Regions from separate parts of the Homo sapiens genome. Here regions 1 and 3 are each linked to region 2. Evidence: chromatin loops called from intact Hi-C (ENCODE). Cell type or tissue: heart left ventricle. All regions are shown on one strand. Each heading gives the region's core, and the rest is flanking DNA. Links, peaks and the distances in the headings are about the cores only. Region 1 holds the start of LOC107986012 (protein transport protein SEC31-like). Region 2 overlaps LINC00693 (long intergenic non-protein coding RNA 693). Region 3 overlaps LINC00693 (long intergenic non-protein coding RNA 693).

What was found. Peaks named below come from ENCODE experiments on the same cell type or tissue, not always from the same donor. Only the 100,000 strongest peaks of a DNase experiment are listed, where the experiment ranks them.
Region 1: a loop joins it to region 2, with 2.5 times the contacts of the local background. A loop is called at or near these places in 4 of 110 quality-filtered maps.
Region 3: a loop joins it to region 2, with 1.9 times the contacts of the local background. A loop is called at or near these places in 23 of 110 quality-filtered maps.

What each region holds. Positions count from the first base shown.
Region 1 is chr3:28,572,395-28,582,922 of GRCh38, forward strand. It overlaps LOC107986012 (protein transport protein SEC31-like), which reads right to left and starts at 3,933. Exons shown (of 3, transcript XM_047449399.1): 1 at 2,959-3,933; 2 at 1,566-1,618. The coding sequence starts at 3,933. The coding sequence ends at 3,343. It overlaps LINC00693 (long intergenic non-protein coding RNA 693), which reads left to right and starts at 2,884. Exons shown (of 5, transcript NR_038840.1): 1 at 2,884-2,981; 2 at 3,879-4,102. In heart left ventricle, for the core only: no CTCF peak of the experiment used is centred there; DNase peaks (open chromatin) are centred at 2,907, 3,597 and 3,997; H3K4me3 peaks cover 2,315 bases; H3K27me3 peaks cover 1,673 bases.
Region 2 is chr3:28,721,078-28,731,605 of GRCh38, forward strand. The region is part of intron 2 of LINC00693 (long intergenic non-protein coding RNA 693); the gene reads left to right. Among named protein-coding and RNA genes, the nearest start is that of LINC00693, 150 kb to the left of the region's middle. In heart left ventricle, for the core only: a CTCF peak has its summit at 5,986 (motif pointing left); no DNase peak of the experiment used is centred there.
Region 3 is chr3:28,669,121-28,679,648 of GRCh38, forward strand. All of the region lies in intron 2 of LINC00693 (long intergenic non-protein coding RNA 693), which reads left to right. Among named protein-coding and RNA genes, the nearest start is that of LINC00693, 99 kb to the left of the region's middle. In heart left ventricle, for the core only: no CTCF peak of the experiment used is centred there; no DNase peak of the experiment used is centred there; H3K27ac peaks cover 207 bases.

The DNA.
Region 1 (10,528 bases), core at 924-8,923, 150 kb before region 2:
ATAATTTGGTCCAAACTCACTCCAAATTATTGTAGCTTTATTAGGTTGCCACTGCACAGACAAGCACTTGTCAGCTTCTGTTTGCCTTGCAACCGAAGACATTAGTTATCCCAGCAGAAAGAAACTGTGGACTTTCAAGTCTCAAGTAGAAAGAAGGTCAAGAATAAACAAGTTTTTAAGAAACTAGTTCCACATATTTTCATCAAGTTTATTATTCAAGACAAAGGGAATTTTAGGTTAATGCCTTTAGAGTTTAGAAAACTGTATGCTTTTATTACCAGAGATACAATATAGATAAATTTTCTTTTTTTTTTTTTTTTTGGAGATGAAGTCTCGCTCTTGTTCTGCAGGTTGGACTGCAATGGCGCGATCTTGGCTCACTGCAACCTCCGCCTCCGGGGTGCAAGCGATTCTCCTGCCGGGGTCCCCCGAAGCAGCTGGGATTACAGGCGCCTGCTAACCATGCCTGGCTAATTTTTGCATTTTTTTTAGTTGAGACGGGGTTTCACCATGTTGGCTAGGCTGGTCTAGAACTCCTGACCTCAGGTGATCCACACGCCTCGGCCTCCCAAAGTGCTGGGATTACAGGCATGAGCCACCATGCCAGGCCGATAAATTCTTAATTCATGAAACTTTTCATTATGCATGACTAAGATCCTGGAGGATGAGAGGTGGTGGGGAATATAATGTCTTAAAAAAAAGTTGCTAAATTGTGTTTTCCTAGTGAGCCTTTCTTGGTAGTCTTTTAGGGAAATAATGAGTGCCCATAGATGATTATAATGTAGAAAGACCAACCATGTGATGTGCCAGAGCACTGGCTCTTAAACTTAAATGTGGTAGGAATCACTTGTTAGATGCAGATTCTGATTCAGTAGGTCTAGGGTAGGGCCCAAGACTTTGCACTTCTAACAAACTCCCAGATGTTGGGAAGCTTCTGGTTCATGGATCATACTTAGTAGCAAGGAGTTAAGAGTGACTACTCTCCCAGGACACCTTTTTGTAAACTCCAATTTCAGTGACTCAAAAATTCAAGAGGTCTGGTATAAATAGGAAGAAGGGTGATGTTGTTGAAAGTGCTAATTTACTAATTTAAATCATTTGGGAAGAGAAAGCCAAAGGTCAAAATTATTCATAGACCTATCATTAATGGAAAGTTAATTGAGAAATGAAGAGTCATTTAAGGCAACTGCAAAATAGTAACACAAATACCTCAGATGACTAGTAGGGCAAAATTTTCAAAATGTTGCAAGCTGTCTTCATGCTTGAAGTAGCAATTTACATGCATAATTAGGTGCAATCAACAGTTTTGAAATGTAATATATTTTCCGAGTCCATATTTACTTGTGACAGATGCTTAAAAAAAACTGTCCCCCAAAAATAGAGGGGCAGAAGAAAGGAGAAATATTTGCATTTAACAATAAGAATCTTTAAAAGGACATGTCTAAATTTAGGACAAATTTAATTGAAGTATTGTATCTTTATTTTGATTTAATCTTCATTTAAGCCTTGAAAGAAGTTCACAAACGTATTTTGGAAGTAGCAAGCATGGAAGAATAATAACTTACCAGTCAGCTATTCCTGCTGCTGTCTGAACTGACATGTGATTTTTATTGCTACACTGTAGGGAAAAAAAAAAAAACAAAAACCTGACAAATTCAAACCTTTATTGCACAAAATATTATTGACTTTCTTCCTGTCTTCAGAAGGGGCTTCATTCTCTAAAGATACCAAATATCTTTTAGGAAATTTAAATAAAGGTGATTTAAACCGGTAGCTTCTATTTTGTAAATCAAGGTCTTCAGATGAACACTCAGTGTGAACATATATCATCTTACTGTTCTCGGTATAACAATGTTAGGTGCTCGATATGCACAAAGACACTCTGCTAAGCACATTACACATATAATCTAATTTACCATTATAAACGTTCTATAATGATTGTTGGTTTATTACCAGGTACTGGGGAGGAGCTCACTCTATTTTCAACAATTCCCAATTTAGAAAACGAACTTGAAATCTGATTTTTAGAAAATCTGAAGAAAAAGAGAATGGGTAATTTGGTCCCTAAACTTTTTCTTCTTTTTCAAAAACTTGTTCACATTGCATTACCCAGATTGGTTGTCTACACTGATGAAAGTGGCAATTAATTTCTGTCACACATGCAGAGTCAGATTAAAAGATAGCATTGAGGGATACAACCTAATGATGTGTTCTTGTGTAACTGCATCAATGGGACAGTGTGTCTTGATATGTAAAAGTTGTGTTTAAGTTAATGCAAAGCATTCATGGGATGAGCAATGCAATTTTCCAGTTTCATCAAGCAAGTGTGATCTGTGATACATGCTAGGGGAAAAAAGCCATCCTCTGCCAAGAAACGCATGAATAGTTCATTAATCTGCTGATCCATTTGGGAGCATTATGGAATTCAAAGCCCAGAATAATGGGCTCTATTTAATATTGAACAGGTTCTTGATAACCCGCCATTTCTCTCCAGAGCTGCTTGAAAGTCCCTCCTGGACGTGCAGAGTTGCAGTGGCAGTTCCCATGAAGTTGTAAGCTACTACCCAGGATCAAGTGGTGTTAAATTGAGAAGTCATCCTGTTCACCTGACTAGTGGTGAACCCTGATTTAAGAATTTCCAAGGCTACCCTCGCCATCTCTATTTAAATTTATAGACGCAACGCACTGCCTGCCCTGGGGTCACCACCGAAGCCTCCTGGTGGAGCCCTGCCCTGCTGAGGACGCTCTTCCAGCACAGAACTCACCACCAAAAAGAGACGGCGCCCAGCTGGCGCCCGCCCCGGGCACATTGCAGTAAATGCCTGGCAGCGACTTCTCGCTTCTCCTTCCTCCTACCCCATCGACCCTCTGTTGCCGACCTTTACGCCAAACTCCGGCGCGCCGCGAGACTCGCGTCCTCGCTGTCCCCGAGGGGCCCCACCCCTTCCCGGTTCTAACCTGCGACCTGGCCAGAGGCAAGGGTAGGTCGACTTCCTGCCCGGAATTTGCCGTTGGCTTCTCCTTCTCTACTCCAGTTCTTTAGTGCAGGGCTGTGCGGCGCGGAGCCGCCAGCGGCAGAACAGACCCCGGAGCGGAGCTCTGGGATACACACACGCGCAGCCCGGAGGGACTGACCCCGGAGGCGCGCTCGGCCGGGAGAGGGAGGGGACCAGGGCCAGCGCGGAGGCGGGGGTCACCTGGGGTTGGGGGTGGGCGCACCAGCCCTCCGCACGCTCCTCTCTTTCTAGTCCTCGCCGCCACCACCTCGCACAGGTCGGAGATCCCTCCTTTCCTTGGCTCCTTTGCGTTGGGGAGGGGGTAAGGCTGAGGGTCGGCGCTTGGTCAGCGGGCGGGGAAGGTAGATTTCACTTGCACCTGAGAGTCCCTATTCTTGCCAGCTTCGCCGGGCAAAGCCCGGCGACCAGGTTGGTTCTTCCAGCAACTTTGTTCAGAAGGTTGGTAGGGAGGAGAAACGCCAAGGGGCCCCAAGAGACGCTGGAAAGCGGCTAGGAGCGTGGGCCGGGCTGGAGAGCAAGTACCCAAGCGGCCCTGAGGCTGGGAGCGCGGCTGGGAGGCGCCGCCGCCGCCGCCGCCGCCGCCGCCGGGATGCGCTCTGCTTAGCGGGACTGCCGGGGGCGCCTGAAGGCCAGCGCTCCAAGGACACGCGGCCACCCGCTCCTCGCGCACCCCGGCCCAGACGCCGCCAGGGCCGGAGCCAAGCAGGCGAGCGGAGCTGCGGGGAGCGGGGGCGAAGGGTGGCAGAAGGGAGGGCGCGCGGGAGGCGGCCCCTCCTCGGCGAGCCATGCGTGCCACGGGCAGCTGAGTAGCTGCCGGGCGCCGCTGCCAAGTCTCCACTCCGCTTTTGTCTTGCCCTCCAGTGAATGGGAAGATGGAGATGGATGTTGAGGGAGTTTCTCCGCGCCCGGAGCCCATCCCCCGCTCCCAGGGGGCTGGCGGAGCCTGCCAGGCGCCGCCACAGCCGCCCCAGCCCCAGCCGCCGCCTCAGCAGCTGGCTCAGGATGAACTGCCCGGCGAGAGTGCAGGCGCTGAGGACAGCGACGATCCCGAGACGAGACCCAACGGCGAGAAAGGAGAGAGCAAGGTAGGTCCACAGTGTTGGCGCTGTGATACCTTTTGAACAAAACCAAGGAGTTGCTGTCGTGGCTGTCACTTTAACCCCTCCGCTCCCCAACCCCCTTCCCTGGTTTGTGTGGGGGTGGGGGTGGCAGATGTGAAGAAGGCTTAAGATTTAAGGGAATCCATGGGCGATAGTGACTTTCCGAACTGGAGGGTATGTGCAGAAGTCTGTCCTGGTTTCAGTGTTCAGCGGTGTGTGCAGAGAAAAGTCGTCTGGTACATGCGGTGTGATGCTCTGGGCAAGCACAGCACCTCAGTAGAGCAGTGATGAGACCTTTGCTTGCCCTCGCAGTCTAACTGAGGCTTATTTGGATGATATGGGTCTAAGAGAAACATTTCTTTAGGAGCTGCCAAGTGGCTTCTGAGACTCCTTGGAGGGTGGTGACATCAACCTAAAGATAACAATGGGAGCAAAGTTTGGCTCATTTGCAGAATGGAGTGCCCTGCTTAACCCCGCTCTAAGCTGGAGGTCCTCCTCCTGACCTGGCATCCTCCTTCTAGGAGGGCAGGGATCAAGTGCCTGGCAGCAGATGAGCCCTACAAATCTTTTGCAGCCCTGCTGTGTCATTGTAGACCGGGGGATAGCTGCTACTTGCTGTGGAAAGAGGAGTTCTTCAGGTAATTGGATTCTAGTAAGAAATGGCTTGAATGTTATTTTCTGGTGCTGATGTCTCTTCCGCTGAGAAAATTGTAAAGTAGAGGAAATGGCATAGAAAATACTGCCTTGGTAGTATTAGTAGGGTGTGTTTATTACAGCTTTGTCTCTGAGCAGTCTTCCTTCACACACTCGGAGTTTAGTTTTGTGGAAGCTAATGTTGCTTTGTTTTATCTGTATAAAGTGTACACTGTGTATTTGTTAATATATTTTGAAACTGGCTGGCAATATTGGGGAAAAGTTGGTTCAACAAATCAGACTATTGGAACCAAATGAGTCAGTCAATCTATTTTCTCACTTTTGCTCACTTAAGGAAGTGTGCAGGAAAATGGGCGCTTCTGCTAGTTAGAAAGGAATTGTGTGTCATGAAGTGCCCCTTAACGGAGATTGCCTTGGTTTCTGTTAGAGCTTTCCTAAGATACTAGTGGATTAAATAAATACTGGAAACATGTCGGGATCACATTGAATTGCTGTTCTGTGTTTGGAGACAGGCTCACTTAACAAGTTCAGATTTGCAAATGTTCAGGATTGTTTTGCATTTTGAAACTGAGCTAAGAATCAAAATTGTTGTTTATCTTCCAAAATCAATATTGTTATTTAAATGGCAGTTTACCAAGGAACTAGAATTTGAACACATTCTAGATGCGACCGGGGTGCCTTACAAATGCATACAAGATTTACATTGTGAAAACTATGATGAATTTTAATATTCTGATATCCTCAGCTTTCCAGTCGCTCTTGATTTCATGAATATTTAATTTTGTCATGACTGCATATTTACTACTTTAAATGACTGTCTGCGCTCAGTTTTATGAAATAACCATAACTGAGCATCATATTACCTAATTGAACTTTAAGTGTCTTTTGCAAAATAGGTGTGGAGAATAATTAAAATATACAGCCAGTACTGCCATTTCCATATTGTTGATTCATATGCCCTGAGCATGAGAAATTCCTGCCATCAGCAAAAATCTGTGCTTATTTGTTTCCCTTTGATGCACCATGCAGACTGTCTAATGTTCTACCGGTTGTGAGGAATAAGGAAGGCAGTGCACTAGAAATATGACAGCAGGTGAAAAGAGAACTGAAAGCGGGTTGATTACATTTAGTTAATTAGCATGTTCAGATAATTGAGTATTCTGATGATGTGATTTGCTTCATGTTTGTCTGTAATTTCTTGAGGTGGAAACAAAATACTACTTTTTTTTTTCCCTCCAGGTGTTTGTCTTAAAAAATTATGTTGCATCTTTCTCTTAACCTAGAAATCAGCTGTGTTAACCCTTTGCTTGCCTCTAATACTGTCCTACTGTTTCTTTGGAGTCTGAGGATGGTTGCTGTGTTTCAGACTTTAATAACTGTTCTTGTCTTTGATGGGTACTAAGGCAAGTTATAAATTGATTTTTCTTAGAAAATTCTTATTTCATTAGTGGGAAGTCCTTTGGATGTCTGACCAAATTATTCTATTAAAATATAAATAGAAGACAAACTGGTATAAAGTGAAATGGGGTTTTATCAAGCTATTTGGGTTGAGGGGGAGGAGTTTATCACAGTATGGTTTTCAAACAGTAATGTACAAACATAATGTACCAGATGATTATGTTTTCTTTTCATTCATGAAAGCAATAAAATACAAATTTCAAAAACTGAATTATTTACTTTAACTTTACCTTAAGGATATTATAAGTAGGATGTGAGTAGATATGCCCTTTGAAAATAAAGTATCAGAGACTAATGGCATTTTTTTTAAGATTCTGCTTTAGGGCCATGATTTATTCTCCTATGAATTTATCTCAGTTGTCTTATTGGAAAAGAAATCAGAGCTTAGTGCCAGATCAGCTTGTCTCCTAAATTGCAGGTTCATGGTCATATGTCCTCGGAAAGTCTATGAAATAGGAAGAGAGGTTAGAAAACTGGATCAGTCAAGGGACTTTTTACGCCCAAGTTTCATGATGTGACTGGTGCTTTCTGTCCTAGAATAATGTTTCCTGATTCCTCTCTAGCAAATACTCTTCAAAGAAATATTAAAGCAGCTGCATATTATATTGCTTTGATTCCATGAACTGGGGAGGAAACAGACCTGAAATAGACCATCTATTCTTCCTCTGTGCTTTAAGGCAGGTTTATATTAAACCCTTACAAAAAGCAGCCTCTTCTCTTTGCAATGACATCCAAAGATAATATTGTAATCACCTTTGGTGACCTAGTGAGATATTTCTTTCTTGTCTTAGCAAAGAAGATTAAATGATCATGGTCCTTAAGTAAGAGACCTTCAAATTCTTGAAAGTGCTCTTGATTCTGGATTTGATCATCCTCAGAACTTCCTTAGAAAGCTTTTTCCAGGCTCTAAATATTGCATCCTTTCATTGCTTTTTAAAATTCTTCTGAAATGCTTTGGTTATACCAAATAACTCTTGGATGGGTGTTTCTGAAACTTTCTTTGGAAAAGTTTAAAAAAGTTTCTTGTGTCGAGGACCTGTACTCCAGTGTCTTATTCCCTCTGTATTATAAAGTTACTTATGCAAATGTGGAAATTCTTCCCATGATCTGATCTTAGATGCTAAAGAAAAATGATTATTTGTTTCCTTCAGGTTCATCTCTTTCATGAATATATGAATGGTGCTTTCTGTCCTCCCTTTTACTTCCTTCCTCACACCCTATGCCTGCTTCACCTCCCCTCTGCCAATACTATTTACTACAGTGTTATATATAGAAGGCATGTTTATGGCCCAGATATGAAGCATTATGACCAAACTCTCTTTTTTGCTCAGCTCTTATTAAATCCTTGGTTTGCAAGATGTGTTATTCCCATGGCTTTGGATTAGAGGAACTCTGTACTGTTGCTACCAATGATACATCATTGATGAAAATGACTCAGTTCTCACTTCAACTGCATTCCATCAGTAATGCTGTTCTAACAGTGATTCTTTAGGAGCATACTGTAGGGACTCTTACCGAGCATGTCATTACATTTATGAAAGCCTTTTATTTTGGAAATAAATTTACATTTATAGAAGAGGTGCAAAGATATATCCTTTGCCCAGTTTCCTCTAATATTAACATCCTACATAATCAAGGTATGTATATTACAATAAAGAAATGAATATTTGCATGAAACTACTAGTTAACTTGTGTAGTAAATTTTTTTTTCGAGTGAATGTGTAACATATAGTTGCTTTCCATTCTATTCCTTTAGTCTTTAAGGTGGTCTTTATACGTGAAAGGCTCTGTGAGAGGGTATTTAAGCGTCAAATTTAACTTCTGGGTGATGATCTCTCCCTTTTATCTGTTGAGTAGGAGCAGCTTGCAAAGTGCAAAGTCGGAGGTCCCTGAAGTTCTGCATCAACTGCAGTGAGCCCTGGGGGAGTTACAAGTTTGGCAAAGCTCTTGAGTGCTGTTAACGTGTGAGGAATAATGGTCTTCCTTTTTTGTTTTAACCTGAAAAACATTCCTGCTCCAGGTAAGATAGGGTTTATCAGTACACAGAGGACAGCAAAGTCTCAAGTGGCAGGCAGAGGATAAAAGGCAATGGATAAATTCAAGGTAGTTCACTTTGATGCCTAACCCCTTGGGCGATTGTTTGTGGCATGAAATCTAATGGAAGCCTTTTTGGTTTTACATTGTATATTAGCCAGGTGAACTCTGACTTCTGGCACAGAAGCAGAAACGTGTCCACAATAGGTAGGACGTCAATGTGATTAAAACTGTTGACTGTGAAATAAAAAAAGACCCCAATTTGATCCTGGCTTTGTCTTTTATTAGCTCTTGACCTTAGACAAGGTCTTAACCTTTCCAAAGCTTAACCTTTTCATCTGTAAAATAGGAATAATTATAAATTATTTTACAATAACCATCTATGGTTATTGTATGGCTCGAACGAGATAAAATGTATAGAGTTTTTTATTCAGTGCTTCATAGGTAATGGCTGCTCAATAATAGTGAATAAATTTTATGAGTTGGGGCTTCAAGTCTCCCTAATTTTTTTCAGTTTACTAGAGGGTTCTGGGACTGGAAATGACACAGCCATACTTTTCTACAGTCAAACCAATTTGCTGCTCATCCACCTGGTTTTGCCCTGTGGTCCTTAAGATGTTCTCAGGTCTTGGTGGGCAGAAGGTTAGCAAATAGTTATCCTGACTTGTCAATAGTCTGCTGTTTTCTCATCAGGAAAACCAAGGAAGAGCAGGATGAAAAGTCCCTATATCCTACCCCAGGCCCCAGAAGTATGCCTAAGACACTAGGAAAGCAAATGGATTACTCTGCTTTTGCACATTATATTTACGGCTTTTCAGGAAGATTAGGTGGCAAATCTTAAGACTTAACAAATGATTGAGTTAAAAAGTTGTATCTGTTAGGACTCTTTGGTTGCAGGAAATAGAAACTGGCTTTACTGTGAGCAAAATATTGTAAAATTTTAAGGTAATTACAAAATCAAACGGAAAATGACAAAACTAGTTTTGGGGAAATGCTGACACAAGAGTTGCTCAGATTTAAGTAGTAGAAAGTACTGAAAGGGCGCTGACATAAGAAAAATAAATCCTAGCCATTTTTTGCCTTTATGCCACTCTGCTCAAGACCTGTATTTCATGGGAAGGTTATCTAACTGGCCTCTCTTGGGTCAGATAGCTGCTTCTTGGCCAAGGTAAGGTGGGAATCCTCAATGCAGGTTCCTTCAAATTGTTTCTTTTGGATGGGGTTTAATTCTTGGAAAAATAAATCATGGTGCTGTTATCAGACCAAAGAAAATGGATATTAGTTGCCAAAACAACCATTATCACCCCTTTCCTAGATAGAGAGAGGCAGAGAGAAAGAATGAGAAAGAGAATGAGAAAAAATGAGAGGGAGAAACAGACATATTTAGACAAGAATCTGGAACATTTTGTAGCATTGTATTCCTACCATTTTAAAAGAAAGAATACAGAGGAAAGTATGGAATCTATCATGTACTTATGTACAGGAAGAAGGGCAGAGAACTTGATCCTTATTTATTTATTTATTTATTTAGACAGAGTCTTGCTCTGTCACCCAGGCTGGAGTGCGGTGGCGTGATCTCGGCTCACTGCAACCTCTGCCTCCCGGGTTCAAGCAATTCTCCTGCGACAGCCTTTTGAGTAGCTGGGATTACAGGCGCATGCCACCACCCCTGGCTAATTTTTGTATATTTAGTAGAGATGGGGTTTCACCATGTTGGTCAGGCTGGTCTCAAACTCATGACCTCGTGATCTGCCCGCCTCGGCCTCCTAAAGTGTTGGGATTACAGGCTTGAACCACTGCACCTGGCCGATCCTTATTTTTATATGCAAAATGAGACTCCTAGAATTAGGAAACTGGATTGGAATGCGTATCCCACTGGATCTCGTCTACCTAATCTCCTTTCTTTATTTTTACATAGGAGAAAATTGAGGTCCCATAAGTGATTTGCCCAAAGGCAGAGCTGGCACTTGAATACCTTTTAACCTGGAACCTGCATCCAGGTGACATAAGTCAAAGTCCCTCCTCTTCTTAGGAAACTCTAATCCTCTCTGAGTTCTTATATGGTTACATTAAACATTGGGAGTCTGCTTTAGAATTTCAGAATTCTTAGTTTCTCAACTTATAAAATGAGATCAGCAGCACACATCTCCTGAACAGATAATCTGACAATGGGTGCAATTGGGCCCTGATGTTTTAAAATACAAATACAGACCTTTCATGGTACTCCTGTCCTTTAGAATAAAATATATTAATAATTTTTGTTGG
Region 2 (10,528 bases), core at 1,788-9,787:
TTTGCAGGAAAGTACTCTTAGTAAATTCATGTTAACGATGACTGAGAACTTACAGTTCTGTGCACACCCAGAACAAATATATATTATCATTTCTGCCTTATATGTAAACAATGTGTAGGTTTTAGCCATAATTAATTTATTAATTAAGGTTAAAAAAAGAAACACCCCTAAACTATGAAACTATCTTTTTGCTAAGGCACTTGAATAGGAGCAGCAAAAAATTAACAAAAAATACTGCTACTGACAGTTCTCCATATTGAGAATTTTCTTCTTGACTTAGTACTTTTAATTTTTATAGTAGCTGCCACTGCCATTAGTGGCAGTTATATTTTTTGTGTTTATTGAAGTTGACAGTAGATTGAGTTTGTGTATTTATTTTGTTCCTAAAGCTGATTATTATTAAGTGTATTTTTTAAAGCATGGTTTGCTCTTCTATAAACCTTCTGGGGACACCACCACTCTCACTTTCTTAAGTACAGGATTATCAACAATGTTGCTACTTACTAGTTTGGTCTAGTCCTTATGCCATAGAGCATTCATTGCCCAAAGCAGGAGGTACCATAAGGTCAATAAAAAACATGGCTGGTCTAAAAAAAAAAAAAAAAAAAAAAAAAAAAAAAGGAAGGCAGATATGCAGTTTGTAAGCCATGTGACTAGTAGATCTCTATAATTATGATTACAATTAAGATCATTTTAATAGGGAAGTAAAGAAGTGATATGGTTTGGCTGTGTCCCCACTCAAATCTCATCTTGAATTATAGTTCTCTTAATCCCCACAGGACATGGGAGGGACCAGGTAGAGATAATTGAATTATGGGGACAGTTTTCCCCATGCTGTTCTCGTGATAGTGAGTAAGTTCTCACGAGATCTGATAGTTTTATAAGGGGCTTTTCCCCCACTTCGCTCTGCACTTCTTGCTGCTGCCATGTGAAGAAGGCTGTGTTTGCTTCCCCTTCCGCCATGATTATAAGTTTCCTGAGGCCTCCCAAGCCCTGCAGAACTGTGAATCTATTAAACCTCTTTCCTTTATAAATCACCCAGTCTCGGGTATATCGTTATCAGCAGCGTGAGAATGGACTAATAAAAGAAGGTTTCATCTTACAGTGTAGTAGTGAAGGCTCTTATTTTGGGCTCACCTCTGGCTGGTAGGGAATTAGTATCCACACAAGCAGGTCAGGCTTATTAAATCTTAAGCAAGACATCTTGGGCAATTCCTGCAGTTATGATGATGAGTGAGCCCATGAAATTTCTGGGTAATCAGGTAGATGGGATGGCCCACTAATTCCAAACACAGCCAACCATACTGAGATTAGGAGTAGTACTTACACATATAAACCACATCAATTGTAGTATTGTCACTTTGTGTGTGTTTTTTACATAACTGGGATAAATGTTTAAAAATGGTAGAGGAGGAGAGGGATAAAACAAAAAACAGTCAAAACAAGTATTTTTTTGTCCTGGAGTGATAGTTATATAGTAATATTGTCCCAAGAAGTCAGTTTTTTCTCATTAGGAAAAGTGAAGGTGAGAAATAATTGCCCTTACCATTTAATAAGTGAGGTAAGTGTGAGCAGAAATGACACACAGAGTTTTATAAAAAATTAATGTGTGGCCCTGAGTGATGGGATCTGTATCTGGGAGGCAAAGGGTGGAGACTAAAGGGGCCAAGTAGACCCAAATGGAGAAAGTGACCTTGAGAGTAAGTGCAAAATAAAACAGAACAACAACAACAAAAAAAACCATGGGCATGAAACCAGTATGGAGGAGAAGAGACATTCCCCTAGGCAAATGGAGCCTATCTCCCTGTAATGTTCAAATATGTAAAATACAAAGATGAAAGGGAGGAGGTAAAAGGAGAAAGAGAGTCCTCTGCTTCAACTAGCCATGCGTCTGTTATTGGGCAAGGCATATGATCTCCTGGAATTCAGAGTCATTTTCTATTAAGTGAGGTAAAAGGACTATAATGAGTGATTTTTATATTGTCCTGTGTAGATTTTAGGGATGCTAGAAAGGGGCCTTCTCAAGGAGTAGGTTTGGTTCCAAAGTGGTTGAAAACCAATGATCCTAGGATGATCTCTGGATCTAACAAATTAGCATTTTTTTACTTTTATCATCTCTTTAATAGGGAAGGATTGATGATGAAATACAAAATAACACTTCCATTTTATGCTTCTAATTAACTGAAAAACTTATTGTACTTGCTTAGTAATCTGTATGTAGTTAATTTGATGATTTGCAATTAACATTGTGTTTCCAAAGTCTTTTTACTCTTATACATGTCTTGATTGGAATAGAAGTCCCTGAATTTATTTTTACTCATTGAACCACTAAGTTCTTGTAACAAATGTCCAGGATAAAATACAAATTGGACTAAGGTCCTGAAAAATTGTTACACAGGTTATGTCTTCAATAAGTTACCTGTTATATATAAATGATCCTAATTAAGGCAGGCTACGAGCTCAGTGCTGGCATTAGACTTTATTTGTTTGGGTAATATTTTCACTTTGCTCTCTTATCTCCAGCAATGTAAAGATAGTTTAATAGATCAGCACTCATAAAGAGGTGCCAACATATCAGAGGCTTATGGACAAAATGATATGAATCCTCATAGTGGCACTTTATGAGAAAAGGAGAAGGTAATAAGATAGGAGGGGCTAAATAGAAGAGAAAACAGGGCAGGGTGATGGTAGAAGAGACAATTAATTCCTTCTGAGCTGATTTTAGGATGTATCAATGACTATACCCTAATGAGAAAGGATACAGAGAAAGAGGAATCTATATGGCAGGCAAAAATAAGATATGGATCAAAAACTCTCTTCTATATGTTCATAATGCTGACTCACAGGATCAAAGACTTTCTAAATGTTGAATTGGCCTTCTGGGTACAATGAAGGACACAGTATAAACCTCATCCCAACTCATTCATGATGAAGAGTGCGTTTTTAGAAAAATTTTCAGATCATGAGGCAGAAAAATGACCAGAATAGTCTAATTTAATTCCTATTATTTTATTTTTGCCAATGTTATTTGAGTAGAAAACTGCTTTAAAAAATCTTGTAGGAAACAGCTTATTTTTGATTTATGGCTCACTATTTTGGAAAACTGTTTGGTATATAGATACTGCTGGACCTTTTCCTCTTAAAATACCTGACAATATTCGGGAAACAAATAAATAAGTTAACGGACAAACATAATTACTTTATGAAGTATATTCTGATAAGCAGCTGCCACCAGACAGAAAGATCCACTATAAAGGCTTGCTTTGCTCCTCGATCCCTCAGCACCTTGAATTTGCAATAGCTGCATCTCATTATCCTATCTCTGTTACTTTCAGGATAGGTTTGCATTGATAGCATTCTGAAAAATGTCAGTAACTATCTCGAATAATGTGTTACTTCCTCCATATTAAAAAAATGCCAAAAGCACTTATTGAATTGTTTTCATCTGGTCGGTAATGAAGATTGGTATTTAACCTGTTTTTATGCCCATAAATAGTTAATCCCATTATCGTAAACAAAATGAGGCTGATAGCCTTATTTATAGAAATATATTTTAAAAGAGGAAACAGTTGGGGCTGGAGAACACTTTCTCAAGCTTTTAAATGCAATTAATAGATTCTCAACTTGGAAAGCTAGAATGAAAATTTTCTCTTCTAAATGTAGGTTGAACACATTATTTTGTGCATTATTATCTGTATAGGAACAATGATAAGATCAATATATTTTGGTGCCGAAGGGTTCCCCCTAATCATGTACCTTCTCTGACTCATTCAGCTAAGTATTTTGAAAAACCCAAATCTTATTCCAGAGTAATTTGTCAGCCATATGTCAAAAAAAAAAATGTGTAAGCTGTCGAAATTATCACCCATGGAGATACTTTTAAACCCTAAAGAAAATAAACAGATACAGTTATAAATGACATGGTCACCTCTTTATTCTGTTTTTTCCCTTCACTTTTTTTTCTACTGTTATCAATAAGGTAAGTTACACTTCTGTGACTTCCTAGTCTTCCAACAATTTAAAAGAGTCTTAGAATTATTTTTGGCATTTTAGGGCTTAATACACCTGACTAATGATGTCTTTTATAACACAGGAGTTATTTTGCTGCTTGAGATCTCTAATGTACTTAAAATTGATAGAAATAACTAATCTACTTGGGGTGACAAGTTAGAGTGTATAGTGTATTAATTGTATGCTCAAATTTTCTTTTCTTTTTTCCTTTTTTTTATTTTTATTTTTTTTGAGATGGAGTCTAGCTCTGTTGCCCAGGCTGGAGTGCAGTGGCACGATCTCGGCTCACTTCAAGCTCCGCCTCCCGGGTTCGCGCCATTTTCCTGCCTCAGCCTCCTGAGTAGCTGGGACTACAGGCGCCCGCCACCACACCCGGCTAATTTTTTGTATTTTTGGTAGAGACGGAGTTTCACCGTGTTAGCCAGGATGGTCTCGATCTCCTGACCTTGTGATCCACCCGCCTCGACCTCCCAAAGTGCTGAGATTACAGGCGTGAACCACCGCGCCCGGCCTCAAATTTTCTTTTCAAAACATGCAAAGATTTTATTTTCCATCACAGAATAAAGAATTTACAGTTGGGTTCCCTGGACTGAATTTTCACCTCTTGGAATGTATGTATTAGTATCTTGTATTGGGTGCATTTCACAGTGTAACTGTCTTCTTTTCAGCATCAACGCTCAATGAGAATGATGAGGTCAACCATCACAGCTGTAAACAGCCTGATTCTATGAATTGGAAACTTCCATCAAAAGTCTATAACACTGATTCATAGCTTATTTTTTCACCCTCGCTCCAGTTATTTAATTTATCTTACCATTACCATAAATGTTTCTGGCCTTATCATTGAAGACTTTTGTCCTCTTAACTGTAGCATTTGTTTCATTACTTTTCCTGTCCTACTTTAATTTCCAGAAAATTGCATAGATTTCTTTCCTGTGATTTTTTCCCCACTCACCCTAACCTCCTAGAATGCTGCCTGCTAGTCTTCCTGAATCCAACCTTCCCTTCATTCTCATCCTTTGTCTGAAGCCTTCTCTGACAAGTTTGGAGACCACTTTGACTATATCATCAACTGAACTAAAGAAGGTATTTTCAGGATTCATAGAGTATTGTCTTGTCATATTTCTCTATGTTTATATCTCGTGTATAGTCTAGATTCCTGAGCTCCTTAAAGGTGACTTCACTACCATAGTTTGTGTATATCTTCCTCAAACAGTACATATAGTTGCATATAGTAGTTGAAGCAGTTAGGCAAATTGAAAATTAATAATTTAAATCGATCTCCTTGCCTTTATATTAGTCTGATACCCTAAATCAGAAGATTGTAAGCCTATTGAGGGAAGTTCCTATTCAACTTTCATTCTCCAGCACCTTGAGCCTATCATACGGTAAGCATCTAACATTGTCTGTTGAGTTGAACTGAATCATCTCTAGTAACTGGATATAGCATACTTGTTTTAAAGACGTTTGGAAAAGAAGAGATATGACATAGCATTCCTTGATAACTTGGCTTCTTATCATTCTTTGTATTTAAGTTAAGTTACCCTAGCTGAGCCTGACAATGAGATAGCTTCTATTTTGGCTTAGCCAAAATTTTGGATATTGATGATGATTTGACTGAAATCACTACCTCTGATGAAAGTTATGTTATTCATGTATGCAGCCTTCCAATTTTATTTTAAATATGTTAAAATTTAAAAAAATTATCCCAGGATATTTTAAATTATAAGATTGGAACATATCCACTGAGAGTTTTAAGCATAGCTTTTAGTACTGGAGGTTTAAATGTATTACGTAGGTACCTTTCCAAATTTCTCATTCTAAATCTCAGCTTTATCTAAAGAATGTTGAAATCACAAGGAGAAAATGAATAAAAGTGAAGTCATTGCCCTTTGACCGATCAGCCTGCCAACACCTCTATTTTGTCTGTGGTAACTGGTTGTTATACAGCCTCAGTTGGCCCCCTCTGGTGGCAGTTCCCTGATCTACCACCTAAAGCCCTTCTGGTGTATGGTTTTGGTGTATGGTTAAAGCCCTTTTGGTGTATGGTTAATGACCTATGAACAAGCTGTCTAGACATAGCATTAAAAGTCATAAAATGCCATCTTCATTTGCTCTGTTATCAGCAGGGACATTCCAAAAGTCCGTGTGAAAAAAAATCCACCAACAGAAAACCAACACTGAAATTTCCAGATGACTAGATTTTAATTTTCATTTTCTGAAATATAGATATAAACACTGAGATAAAATATACTGGTATTAAAATGTCCTCAAAAAAGCAGAGGCTAGGAAAGCTAGAATACACAAAATGCCTTTCTTCCACCCCTAGTAGTAGTTTCAACAGTCTCCATAACCTAAAGCACTAAAGGCCCTTCCCCTGTACCTCAGACCTTAGAAATTTGTTGGACATAGTATAGAGCCTGGATTTTACACTCAAGTAAATATGCTCTGTGTGTTCCCAAAAAGACCAATATTTATATATCAAGCTCACCAAGTTAAATTTACTTTCCCACATTAAGCCTGCATGATGAATGGCTTTATCTTGCTTATTACAGCCTGTTAAATCATAAATCCCTAGGAAGGAGAAAGAGGAAAAAAATAACTTGAATGAAAAAAGCCTCTGAGGGACAAACCATTACTTTTTAAGGTAGTTATACTGCATCACATTTGCTAACAATAATATGTAAAATACATTGGAAACCTATTTGCTCTTATTTTCTTTCCATTTTAATTTCTGTTGTTAACAACAACAAAAAAAGGAATATCTGACTAACCTGATATTTCCATTTCCTTATTTTGTTACATACATAATATAGTGTTCCTTGAACCTATTTTATTTATATTCTCATTTGTTAGGTGAATAAAAGAATGCATGAATAAACATGAGTATTAAAGCATTTTCATATCCTGGTTGGAATGTCCATTCCACTTACTGAAATTTTAGCCCCCATTTCTGTTTTAAGAAAATTCTCTATTTCTCAGAGAGGCTTTCTCTTGTCTTTGGTTGGAGGTTTTCTTTCCTTCTACCACACTTTGTATTTTGCTTGGATTACTATTTTAATCTGCTTTGTATCAAAGGCATTTAAGTAATGTTCATAACGGTAAAGTATTGTGTTCAATTCTCAACTACACACTTAGTGCTTTTGTGTTTCTTTCTTTATATTCCACAAAGTAGAGCATAGGGCATTAGGAAGGTAGGGTAGTGTCAGGGTGACCCTATAATTTACTGCCCAAATCGGACACTTGTGAGATAGAAGGGAGTGGTGTTAGTCATTATGCTGGACAATAGGCAAAGTCCGGACCCTCCTGGGAAAGCCAGATGTATGGGATCCCTAAGAAGCATGAAATATTGAAACATGAATGAGAATTGTGCATCAGGCACTGTGTTCAGGTCTGTTTTCTTATACCTTAGAGTAAAATAGACTGTAGTGGTATCTTGTGATTAAATTGTGCTTTGTGTAGATAATGGGGTTAAACACTTAGGAGAATAAACATATATGGCAAATTATTAGATCATTCAGTCTTCAATTCTGGCAGGTGAGAATAAAAATAAAATAGGTAGTGTCTATTGTTTAGGTTTATTCTGTATACTGGTAGCATACATAAAATAATTGTTTAAAGCTTAGCATTATAGTTGTGTACGTGTATGTCTCCATTTCTAGAAGATGAACTACTTCAAGGCAGAAAATGCACCTGATTTATATTTGTATCTCTTATATTTCCTTATATGTGCATAGTCAACACTGTAGGCTATGAAATTGTACTGAATCTTGAAAGAGTTCTGCTGGTTAAACCTGTGTTTAATGGAGGCTCTTCTATAAAATTCTTGACTAATAGAACTAATTCTTTACTTATGAGAGACCTATTCTTTTTAAAAGAAGCCATCCCATTTTTGAGTTGCCATATTTATGGGAAAATACCACTTTAATTTAAATGAAAACACATCTTGTTATAATTTTGATTTGACGTATTGTTTGAGTACTCACCACAGACAAGGCATTTTTAGTTTACCTGCTAGTCCTCATTTGACCTTCTGGATCTACCCAGAATAAATCTAAATCCCCTTCCTTTCAAATAGTTGAAGTCTGCTATTACGGTCTCCTGAGTTTTTTCTTATCAAGCCTATCTTTCTCAGGTTTTTAAATCATTTTTCTTATGACTTATTTTTCAGACTAATTGCTATTCAGTTCATCTTTGAAAGAATCCTACTTTGAAAGTCTCCCTTAAAAAGGAATACTCAGTTCAGAGCAAAATCTTCTAGCTGAGGTCTGAGCAATGTATAGGAGTTGGTTACCAAGGCTGCCCTGTAGTTGTGTATATTGTGTGCTCTGTGAGAGTGCCTGAAAAAGGAGGAAAAGGTATGCTAACTTCCAGCCTGCACTCCAACCCACCAAGTCACATGCCTTGGCTCAGGGTTTTGTCTTTGCACGGGAAGGGCCTCCATTTTTTTTTTTTTTTTTTTTTTTTTTTTAGCAGAAAGGCATCATATGGGTTTGTCAATATAAAATCTATTACTCTGATTCTCACCTTGCTTAGCTCTTAGACTCTGAACGTCTTTATAATACAGCATAAGATTTCCTATGCTGTTTTGGCAATCATATCATATCATTTTGGCAATCATATCATTTGTGCAGTATCATGACCCTGTAGCTAACTAAAGTTTCCGGGTCTTATTTATATGAGCTTCTGTTAATCCAAATTTCTTCTATTGTACCTGACATTGATATATGTCGTTGAAAAGGATAACAACTTTCTGCAATTTGTACAGATTTTCTTCCACATTGACTTGAGGTCATTAATTAATACTCTTTGAAAATATTTTTTTCAACCAGCCATTAGTCCATCTTACTATTAGTCATTTCTCTCTCTTCTTTAAAAGCATATCTTGAAACAGTAAAATCTTTCACTGAGCTTCTTGTTTTGTGTTTATAGTACTTTCCTGAGTTGACCAGGCTTAGCAACTATATCTAGGCAAACCAATGCTAATTTTGATAATCACTTCTTTTGAAGCATCTACAATTTATTTAATATGCATATTAAAATTGTATTGAGGCTTGATATCAAGGTCAGCAATTTCTGGAGTCTGTGTTTTTTTTTCCATTTCTCATTTCCCGTTTATTTTGAAAACCAGAACATTCATTTCTTTCTGAGCACCTGGCATCTTTCCTATTCTCTTTAAATCTTCTTGGGGATTCTGTGAAGATGACTGCATTTATCACTCATTTTGTCCACCTATCCCTCTTAACTTCTCTTTGGAGCATCACAATAACCAATGTAAGAAGACTAGAGGAAACTTGAGGGTATGTCTGTGATTCCACATTCTCCAGAGAGTTCTAGGAAGAAAGCAGGTACAAAGCTTCCTTCTCAAAGATATTGGTCAAGAATCAAGAAGTAAGCAACAGAAAAGACTTGCTTTACCTTAATTATTGGGTGGGTCGAGATGATGACTTTTGAGATTTTGTGAGGAGCCCACACCTTCCTGCCTGCTGCTTTTGCTCTTCGCAGGGTTCCCTATCCTGCTGGATCAATTTAAACATAGTGTTTTACTACATGGGAAGGCTGAATGTCTTCCAGTCATCACATGTAAAAGAGGAACGTTACCTGTACAATAAAAAACTTGATGTTAGAAAGGAACCATTCCCACATCCCAGGAGAAGAACAAGCTCATTCACAGCTGGCCTAACAACATAAGATATACGCCTTCTATTGACTCATGGGTTCCCTCTGCGTGAGAAAATCCAACAGCTTAATCTCTGCAAGTTACTGTGGGAGCACTCAACAGTGAGAAGAAAAGCAAAATTTCAGCTCTGAGAGGAAGACTAAGCAGACTAATTCAGTCAGGATATACTAGACTTTGCTGCAATAACAAATGACCCCAAAAACTAAATAGCTTAAAATAAGATTAATTCTCACTCAAGGTCCATGTTCACTGTTCACCAAGGGTTGCCTGGAGGGCTCTTCTCCATGGCATTAACATCCTTACTACAGATTCAGGGTGATAGAAAAGCCACTTACTGGAACAATGGTGGTTGCTCTGACAGAGAGAAAATTTGACATATGCACTGGCTCTTAAAGCTTCTGCCCTGAAGTTACATGCAACACATTTCTCACGTTTTAATGGCAAAATCAAGTCACCCTTAACTTCACATGCATAAGAAGTGCAATGTCACTATGCTGATGAAAAGAGAAAGAACTAAAATTATGTAAACAGCCAAATGAAGCACTTGAAAATGTTTTTCTATTGATATGGAAATAATAGAATTGACACATGGAAACTTTACCAAAAAAGTAAGATGATTTAAAGGACATGCAGTTAGAATTCTTACATTCTAGAATTAATTAAAAATGCTTTGCAAATTTAAAAATTCAATAGACAATTTGAAAGGAAAATAGTCTCTTCTGAGATTCCTGGAAGATCAAATATATGGATTATCTCACAGCATAGAGCAAAAATACAAAGGAGCAAACATTTGAGTGAAAAATGTAAGAGACAGACGATAGTTCCAAGACACTTAAA
Region 3 (10,528 bases), core at 1,406-9,405, 52 kb before region 2:
ATATTGGCTTTTTTTTTTAAATCACACCAGACATAGCTGTTTTATGAAAGCATTTCCACAGTAACCATGAGCAAGTTCATTTATTATTATGTTTCATGTTGTGGTAGCTTGTATTATTAGGGTGAAAAATGGCCAAATGTAAATGAACTTATATTTAAACTATTTTTTTCTCACCAATTTTGCTGGATAATTTCTATACTCGTTACATAATATGAGCAGAATCCTATACTCTCTACACATGCCACCATAATTTCTTATGTTTATATTGCATCTTAAAGTTTATAAGTGACTTTCACTTATAAAATCTCATTTGAAACTCTAAGAAAGCCTTGCAAGATGGACAGGGCTTTTCAAATATTCATTCCTATGTTATTTAAGAGATAAGAAAGCTGTGTCTTTCTGTAGTTAAGGGAATTTTGCAAGATCTCAAGGATAGTAAATGACAGAGCTGGGATTACCATCCTTCTGGTCCCAGTAGCTCACTCATGGTCAGGGTCTAGGAGCTTGTGGACAAACATGCACATTAGGGAGCTTGGTGAGCTGCAAGTGGATGGTGTGTATGTCCGTTAGTAAAATGTGTGTACATGCAATGGCTTCTACCTAACACAGAAATTAGGTATTAAAAACCTTCGTAAGAGAATTCACAGTTGAGGCCATTATTTCAAAACTAAGAATGGGCAATAGAAGTCCCAAATGAGTCTATGCAAGCCTTTAAAATTTTATGTTACTAAAGTAACTTAAGACAGTACCATAAATTAGGACTATCTCACTGACAGTTTACACATTTTTAGTGAGTAGCAAGTAATTCCAGGATCTCCCTTGCCAACATTTGCAGCATGTCACCTTTATGGTTTTTGTTTGTTTGTTTTGCAGATACTGACACAGCACACTGCAATTTTTTTCTGGGTCTGCTCTGCCATCTAAATGTTCAATGCCTGTCTGGTTTTATGACTTCATATTATTGATTTCTGCCATTCCTGCGGCCTGCATCTGTCAGCCCCTCTTAGACGCCTCTAAGCTTTCTTCCTTTGCTCAGACACAGCCAGAATGCAATACTAAGGTTCTACCTTCCCTTACCTCCTTTGTCTTACTCAAGTCTTCTAAGACCAGTCTTCCTTTTCTGCTATTTTCTGTATCTCCTGTTAAAATTCTCAAACCCCAGAACATCTTTATTAATTTGTCTTTAAAAGACTGACCTAGAACTGAAAACTTCACTGTTTCAGAATAAAAGTATGGGTGCCACAATTTTGCATAAGCTTTCATTCAATTCAGCTAAAAAGTACGCATGGAGTTTCTATGTATGCTCTCCTAGTTCCTCAGGAAAATTCCCTTTGAGGGCCTGGACCTTTGTGATTCATCCAGGCTCATTTGGATTCAGTTCCCTTTTCATGGGATGCCTGTGGAATAAATAAAGTATAGCTATTGTTTACTGTTATTAATTAAGTCTGCCAAACTTTTCTTTTTTCAGCCCCACCTTTCACCTCACCAAAGCCGAACACCTGTACTACCAAAAGCCTCTTGATAGAGCTATGTTTTTATTTGAAAAATGCGAGCTAGCTCTGTAGATATTTCCTTGTAGGAATGTTAAGGAGAAATATATCCGATTGTATTGCCAGTTGGTTGAAGGGATGTTGTAATTGATAACCCCGTACCCATGAGTTCTGACCAGGGATAAGTAATAAAAGCATCAGAACCTCTTTCTCTTCCTGATGAAATAGTGTAGTAGATGCTGTGATGTGCAGCCCAGGTGCCTGCTTTAGGACCCAGGCATTCATTTTCTCAACTGCAGCTAGTGAGGGACACTGTTCTCACATGTCATTCTCTCTGCCCAGTTGCTCACTGCCTCTGGGAATTGCTTTGCCCAAGGTTGTGATTGCTCCCAGGAGGAAAGGGGCAGAGAGTATCCAATAACCTTTTATCTAGCACACCAGTGCCCAGCCCCTTGCTTCAATTTAAGACGACTGTAAAGGACCTTGCAAGCGTTCAAACTCCCCACTGAATCCAGAGACCTCTATTGAGAGTGTATCACAGTATAGGTCCTCTCTCTACCTAATCCCGCTTCCTTCCCTTTCCTCCAGAATTTATCCCAAGGGCACTCCCGACAAACCTCTGGCACACAAATCTCAGAGTCTTAGGCTCTGTTTCCCAGGGAACTCAACCTCAGAGAATTAATCTGATTATCTGTGCAGTAGGTTGGCTGAAAATGGAGGGCAAAATCCCCCCAGAGTCCTCCCACCATTGCCAAGCAAATGGCACTGGTCCAGAATTGTTTTGACCGTTAAATCTCATATTTGGCAGTGAGATATTTCTTGACATGGAACTTCATAAGGAATACTGGAAGTATTCAGTTCTTTAACTTATATCTTTTAGTGAAAATTCCTTTTTGTTATACACACACAACTGCCCTCCCCCCCAAAGAATGGTTTAGCTTAAAATGACCCTAAATTTGTACTTTTAAAATATCATCCTCAGTGTTGAGGTTAGGCAAGCAGTAGTGAACGTGGAAGACATGATCCCATGGTGGGGAGAGAGGCAAGTCAGGAGATGGTTACAACACGGCCAGAGAGCCTGTGATTCGGGCAACTGTGCTGTCCTGAGAGGATACATAAGAAAAGTAGCTAACTGGGGTTGAGGAGATTTAGAGAATGCTTTTCTCTACTTGCTGAGGGCCAGGGATTGGATTGGTGAGTGAATCTTGGGATCCTGAGGGAGGGGTGGAGGTTTTAGGGAGAGCCTTGAAGAAGAGACAAGATCCTGGTGGGCTTGAGTAATGAAGAGAAGTCCATAGTTCTGTCCATGGAACACGGTTTGAGGTGGGGTGAGGTGACAACAGAGGCTGAAAAGGTGAGCGGAGGTCAGATCCTGCAGGGCTTAGTGAGACAGGTTAGAGAAACAGAGCTGTATTCTCTGAGCAATGGAGAGGCATCAGTGGATTTTAGGAAAGGAGTGAGCTAACCGTATTTGCTTACTTTGTGAGTCTAATATTTGTGAGTTGGATTATGATCATTCATAATATAGATCAGTAGAGTCAAGTTGACTGAAAAAAATTAAAATCAGTGCCCACAAAATAATCAAGATAAAGGATCGTTCTTTTCCATGTGCATTGATTGTGAGAGGCCTACATTTAAGGACACAAGTGGATCTCAAGAATACCAAGGACAAGAGAGAATGGGACATCTGATGGTGGAGGCATGTGAACTAAGAATACTGAAGCAGCCATTCTGTGTGTGTGTGTATGTATGTGTGTGTGTGTGTGTTCTGCTCTCTGCCTGGACAGCATTACTTCTGTTCCTTTCTTTTCTTTTTCTTTTCAGTGTATCCTTGTCTCTGTCTCTTTTTTTTTCTCTGTCTCTGTTGCTTTAAATTTTCTCTCACTAGGTCTCTCTCTGCCTCCTTAGGCAAAACAGGCACCTAAAACATATCTATTAAAGAGATTCCCCTGAAGGACAGTTCCCTGAGTCCGTTCATAGCCACAGCATTTCTGGGTTACCAAAAATGCCTGGAATGACATAGCTGAGTGGCTGGGAGCTCCCAGTCTTCGTGGGAAGTCATTTTCTGTCATTGACAGTTTTAGGACTGAATAGAAATCATACATTTTTTTCTGTTATTTTATTCATGTCTAAGCTTCCTTAATTAAAAAATGATTATATTCTCCATGGAGTAAATATTTGATCTTAAACTTAGCAGGTGCACTGGCATCAGTACTTCTCAGGAAGCTTTCCCCAAACTCAAATCTGCTGTGAATGACCCAACCCAAACTCTACCAATAAGTCACAGTTTTCCTGCAGAAACTCATTCTTTTTCAGATTGCTAAATTGTGGGGGAGCACCTGAAGACAGATATTGATCTGTTAAGATAAATGAGAGAAAATGACCAGAACAAATAAACTTTGGGGAACCAAATTATAGAAACCATCTATCCCCATCAAAATCCCTGCTCCATTCAGCTGTTCTTCATTTTGAGAACAAAAAAAAGGACAAACAAATGTTGACTGATAGACTTGTTCAGGTTTGAAGTTTGTTTTTGTGTAAAGATATTATTGGAGCTACTGCTGCTTTCTTGATGTTTGTCGTGTATTTTTTTTCCCCAACTCTGTTCTGTTTGAAGTAAGATGTTACTTCACTCTGACAATTGGGATTGCCTAATTGATGTTGCCAAGGAAGAAGCCTCTCTTGGTTTCTGTGTCACTCTTGTGCACTCAGAAATGTCTCTAATCCCTCTAATGATTATCTTCACGGCATGCAAGCACATCTTACCCTGAGAGTAGAACAGTGGCTAAGGAAACAGAGTGAAATCTTAGCCAGAATGTTCAGAGCATGGAGTTACTTGAACAGACTGCCTCTTGATTAAGCTGGAATATTCTACAGTGTACGTTTTCACGCTCATTGAATGAAGTTTACTCAAATATTTTTATATAAATGAGTACCTTCTCAGTGTAATGACTCTTTGGAAGGGAGTGAGGGTAACATGAGAAAGTTGAGAGAAATAGGTAGGCTCTTGTTTCAGGTCTGTTGTGGATATTGTGACACAATACATTAGGCAAGTCCCTTGACATTTCCTGCTAAAGGAGGTCAGACTGGGTGGTCACTAATACCCTTTCCACAAATCTCGTGTTCTGGATGGATGCATTTTGGGACCTGATCTAAGACAGTTGTTCACTTTTGTAAGTAGTTCCATTCTCATTCTAAAAGTCAAGATTATAGAAGAAACTATGTTCATGAAATTGGTGGTTCTTATTCCTCCGGAAAGCAAAAATTGATGCGTTTGCCATTTTAGCTGTAGAAGAGTGAGGTGCAACATGTTATTACTTCTCTGTGCATTTGTGAGTGAGTGGACATATCTATGGGTGTGTGCCTGCATATATGCATACATGTGTGTTTGGGGAAGGATGGGTTTTAAGGGACCGAAAAAAGAACAGTTATACCAGCAAAATATGGTGGACAGCTTAAGCACCAAGCGGGCACTTTTCCTTTCTCTGCTTTTTATATCAGTTTTTATGCTACAATTGCTGCCTTCTATTTAATAGAATTCCTCCACCTCTCCATGATCATTTTCTAGGTCTTCCTGGTGGGAGTTATTTCTGTTTCTTACGCTGTACCCAGCAGGTCCTCAGTAAAGACTTGTTGAATGGAACTGAATATAATTATGTTTCAAATATTAGCTCTTAGAGGTAGCAATTTTTTAAGGAATCTCAAGTGCCGAAGTCCTTAGGGGTAGGAAAGCCTCAAGCATGCAAACTGAGTTATGCGGAAGACAGTCATGCTGCCTTTTGTGCTGCAAGACCTGCTGACTTACTCAGTTGTTCTCCTGATTGCTCTAAGAAGTGCTACATTTACTCTCCTCTGCCAAATTTGTAGGGAACATCTATTAATACAGTCATGCATCACTTAGTGACAGGAATGTGTTCTGAGAAATGTGTCATGAGACAATTTTGTTGTGTGAACATATAGCGTGTATTTACACAAACATAGATGGAATCGCCTACTTACATACCTACCCTGTATGGCATAGCCTATTGCTCCTAGACTATGTTACTGGACCAATTACTGTAATCAATTGTAACACAGTGGTACATATTTGTATATCTAAACGTTAGAATAGGCACAGTAAAAATATGGTATAATCATATGGGACCTCTGTCGTATATGTGTCTGTTGTTGACTGCAACATCGTTATATATGGTGCATGATTGTACTTAGGATTTGTTCATGGATTAGTGGTTTCCATCTCTACTGTCAGCATCCTGCTGTAAGACACCATAGTTTCTTCCCATGATGATGTAGTAATCCCCTAAACTAGTGGTTTTTCAGATCTTGATATGCGTCAAAATCACCTTGGAGGGTTTATTAAAACACAGATTACTTGTCCCCACCTCCAGAGTTTCTGTTTCAGTAGATCTGGGGTGGGGCTCTGAAAATCTGCTTTTCTAACAAGTTCCCAGGTGATGTTTATGACATTGGTCCTCAGACCTCACCCTGAAAATCTGCACCCTACATAGTCTACATGTCTCTTTTCTTGGACCAAGGCTCATTATGTGTGCAGAAGCTGGAGTGATCTGTTATAAACATAAATTAGATGGCATTATTCTCTCTTAATACCTTCCAGAGTTCCTGCCCCAGCCTATGAGGGTGATATGGTCTGGACCTCTATTGGTACCCAAATCTCGTGTTCAACTGTAATCCCCAGTGTTGGAGGTGGGGCCTGGTGGGAGGTGATTGGATCATGGGTGTGGATCCTTCATGAATGGTTGGTCACCATCCCTTTGGTGCTGTTCTCGTGATAGAGTTCTCATGAGATCTAGTTGTTTAAAAGTTAAGCCGGGTGCAGTGGCTCACACCTGTAATCCCAGCACTTTGGGAGGCTGAGGCTGATACATCACTTGAGGCCAGGAGTTTGAGACCAACCTGGAAAACATGGCAAAAACCTGTCTCTACTAAAAATACAAAACCTAGCTGGGCATGTTGGTACATGCCTGTAGCCCCAGTTACCTGGGAGGCTGAGGCACAAGAATCGCTTGAACCAGGGAAGCAGAGGTTGCAGTGAGCCAAGATCATGCCATTGTACTCTAGCCTGGGTGACAGAGCAAGATTCTGCCTCTAAATAGATAAATAAATAAAGTGTGTGGCATCTCCCCCCTCTCTCTCGGTGCTGCTTCTGCCATGTAAGATGCCTGCCTCTGCATTGCCTTTCGTCACGAGTAAAAGTTTCATGAGGCCTCCCCAGAAGCAGAAGGTACTATGCTTCATGTACAGCCTGCAGAACTGTGAGCCAATTAAACCTCTTTTCTTTATAAATTACCCAGTCTCAGGTATTTCTTTATAACAGTGCTAGATGAACTAATATGGAGGCCTGTGTATTCTGACTCATGGGGCCACCAGACTGGACCCTGCCTGACTTCCCAACTTTGTCTGCCCCATCTGCACCTTCCTCACCATTCTACTGTATCACCTGCCTCCATTCAGGACCTGACCATACCACCTGTTCTTTCCAACTCTTCACAGAGTCTCTGCTTTTGGTGAGAAGCATTCTGCTCTCCTTTAATTTCACCTATTACTACCTGAACATCCTTTTCCTCTCAGCAACATTGTTACTTCTTCATAGAAGACATCCCTAACATACAAGAAAATGTTGTATAGTAATACTGCTTATTCCTTTTTCCCCTTTTTAGTCTTTAGCACAATATTTTATGGTATTAATTTGTGTTTTGACCTTATGAATAACCGTATTTCACCTTAGATTATAAACTCCATGAAGGAAGGGACCATATATGTTTTGGTCACTGCTGAATCTTTAATGCATAGCAGTGCCTGACACATGGTAGATACCTACGAAACATTTTTTCAATGAGTGATTGGATGGGTTGTAACAGAAATCAGTTTCTCTACTCACAAAACTTCTGACAAAAAAATGAGTAGTTTTCCATATATTGTACTTTTCCAGTTCCCTGGGGATACCAATTGGATATACACACAATTTAATTCAATTCTGACAGTAACTCAAGTTAGCATCAACCTCATGAGTTAAGAGCTCAATCCCTCAAGACTGCCCCCTACTTCAGATGCCAGTAGTAGGTCCCTAGATTACTACCCACATTCTTACCTGACGTGGCTACAAATTGGGTGTCTCATGACCCCCTCCTCAGGTTCAATGATATGTCATGATGGCTCACAGGACTCAGGAAAACACTTTATTTACCGTTACTGGTTTATTATAAAGGATATTGTAAAGGATACAAATGAACAGCCAAACAAAGAGGTACATAGGATGAGGACTGAAAGGGTCCTGAGTGCAGGAGCTTTTGTCTTTTTGGAATTGGAATATGCCACCCTCCTGTGACGTGGATAAATTCACCAACCTGGAAACTCTCCAAACCCCTAGATTTAGGCTTTTTATGGAGGCCCCATTGCTTAGGCATGATTGATTAAATCATTGGCCATTGGTGATTGACTCGATCTCCAGCCCCTTCCATTCCATAGAGGTTGGGGGTAGGGGTGAAAGTTCTAATTCTTCAATCTTGCCCTGGTCTTTCTGGTGACCCACTCCCATCCTGAAGCTATCTAGGGTCCCCGGCCACCAGTCATCTCATTTGCATACTGAAAGCTACCACTCTGGAGATTCCAAGGGCCTTAGAAGCTGGCTTAAGAATCAGACTAAGGCCAAATATTATAACAAAGGATTCTCCTATTTCCCTTATCACTCAGAAAGTTACAAGAGTTTTAGGAGCTCTGTGTCAGGAAGTGAGGGCAGAGACAAATAGATATTTTTTATTACATTGTAGATGAATGTGATTCTGAAGTGTTGGAGGTTGTAGAAAAATCTTAGAAGAGGAGGGAAGGAGTACCTGCTACCTAGCATTTGTCTATTGCTATGTGCACTGCTTTATCTGTCAAATGAACATATGCAAGGTCTGTTTTTGAAATTTTTGCCAAAGAGCCCAGAATTGGCAGATGGAATCAACATCTCCATCACCAACACTCTGCTTGGTCATATTGAGACGGGATAGTTCCCTTGAACCCCTTCGCAGGCAGGAACTGGAGTGGCTTGTTTCACTCAGCTCGCCACTGGCCACTCCTCGCCAGAGGGAGCGTGCAAGCCAGTGCAGGAACTGGAGCTAACAAATGCTGGAACCAGCCGGTCGCTCCTCTCTGGCAGGAGCAGGCTCTGTGCAGGCCCTGCAGCAGCATCCAAGCATGTTACAACCAGTGATCTTCAGCTCTGCCTTCTGGGGATGGCCAAGTGCCAACCAGCTCAGTGTAGGGTCAGGATGGCAGCCCCTGCCCTTTTGGCACCGGGGTTCTTGTTTGGCGTCCAGGAAGAATCAGGTCACACTAACTGTTTGAAAGGTGATGAATGCAGAAGACTTTATTGAGTGGTGGGTGGCTCTCAGTCGAAAGGGAGTCTGGAAAGGGGATGGGAAGGTGATATTTCCCTGAAGCCTGGCCATCTCTGGCAGGGCCACTCTCTGAAGCTGCACCATCTGAAGTTAGTGGTGTCTCTCTGTAGTCTCCAATCCTCAGTTGCTTCTCTGCCCGCCGCTCAGCCGCTTGTATCCTCAACGCTCAGCCATTTGTGTTGTTCCGCCAGCTGAAGTCTTTTATGGGCACAGGATAGGGGGAGGGCAGGCCAAAAAAGCAACATTTGGATGGAAAAACAGGGTCAGCTGTTTTCAGTTAGGGCCTCAGTTCCCAGCTCTAGGGTGAGGTTTAGCGGGGAGCCCAGCCGTTCTGTATCATTATCAGCTCAAAACAGTGTCTCCCTTAAAACTCCTTCCTTGGGTAATCTGATGCTGAAGTTAATAAAACCATGTCTGTGACTGAAAGAACTAATTCGTGTATCTTTGAAATGTAGTACCCCTTATGCATAATAAGGTCAAAGTTTTCAGAAACATTTTTGGCTCAAAATAATGGAATTATTTCGAAGATAGTCTTGTGGAATTTCAAATGCCTTCCTTCTTGGGGTTGTCCTTTCCTTTGGCATCGCCTATTTCTCTGGGGAAATTTTGCCCCTTCTTGGACTCCACACCTTGCTTGTGTCTTTTCTCGCCAATCTTCTCTTCCTAGATTCCATCCATGGAACCTGTGCTCAAGGAAAATCAAAGCATTCCTCAGAATTCATGGACAGGTAGGGTCATCGCAGTTACATGACAAAGCAGATTATGAACCCAAGTCTGCTATTTACTCACTTACTCTAGCACAGCACTAACCTCCCTACCTACATATTGAATTCTAATTTTCCTTTTGAGTTGTGTGCACTTCAGGAGTTAGAGGGGAGTGATCATGAAGGCGCCACATTATCAAATTCAGGTAACCTATGGGATCAGTCTAAAAGTGATGGAGGCATTTAAGACAGAAATCCACGGCCTTTACCACCATTTGGTCCATGCAAAGGGGTGGTCCCAGAGTGATGTGTTTTGCCTCCAGGGTTTTCAGAATTTTTTTTTTTTTTAGAAGTTCAATTTAAGGGAAGCACACTGTCAGATGGAAATAATAATTTGAATTTGACATTGACACAGTTCACTTAGGTGCAAAAATTGCCAGGGAGTCCTAGAAGGTAAAAGTGAGGTGAGGAGTCAGAGAAATTTGATACATCTGGAGTTAGTGTGATACTGTCAATGACCATAGACAGTACTTTTTTTTTTTTTTTTTTTTTTTGGTCTGCTCAGTGTTTCTTTTCTGGTATCAGAACATGTTTCTTCATTATGGAGAACTACCCCTCCCACCCCTCTTCTCCCCATTCCTCCTGCTTTACAGCCTTATTGTTGGAAGACAATTCTTGTGGATCTTTCATATTTCTGCACATCTTGTGTCAGCTCTTGTTTCAGAGGATCTTTTCAAGGATGTTTATAGTAAACAGCCTTGGATAATAGAGATAGGGCTTCCCTGCAGGAAATGGCTAGGTTTGTTTCCTGACTAGAATAATAAAGATAATATCTCCCTCCAGGGTGAAGGGTGAGCAGGTTTGCTAGCAGCCTCCTTCTAAGATCAGGGGTTTCCTAAACTTGAGGCCCTCACATATGAGGCAAATCAAC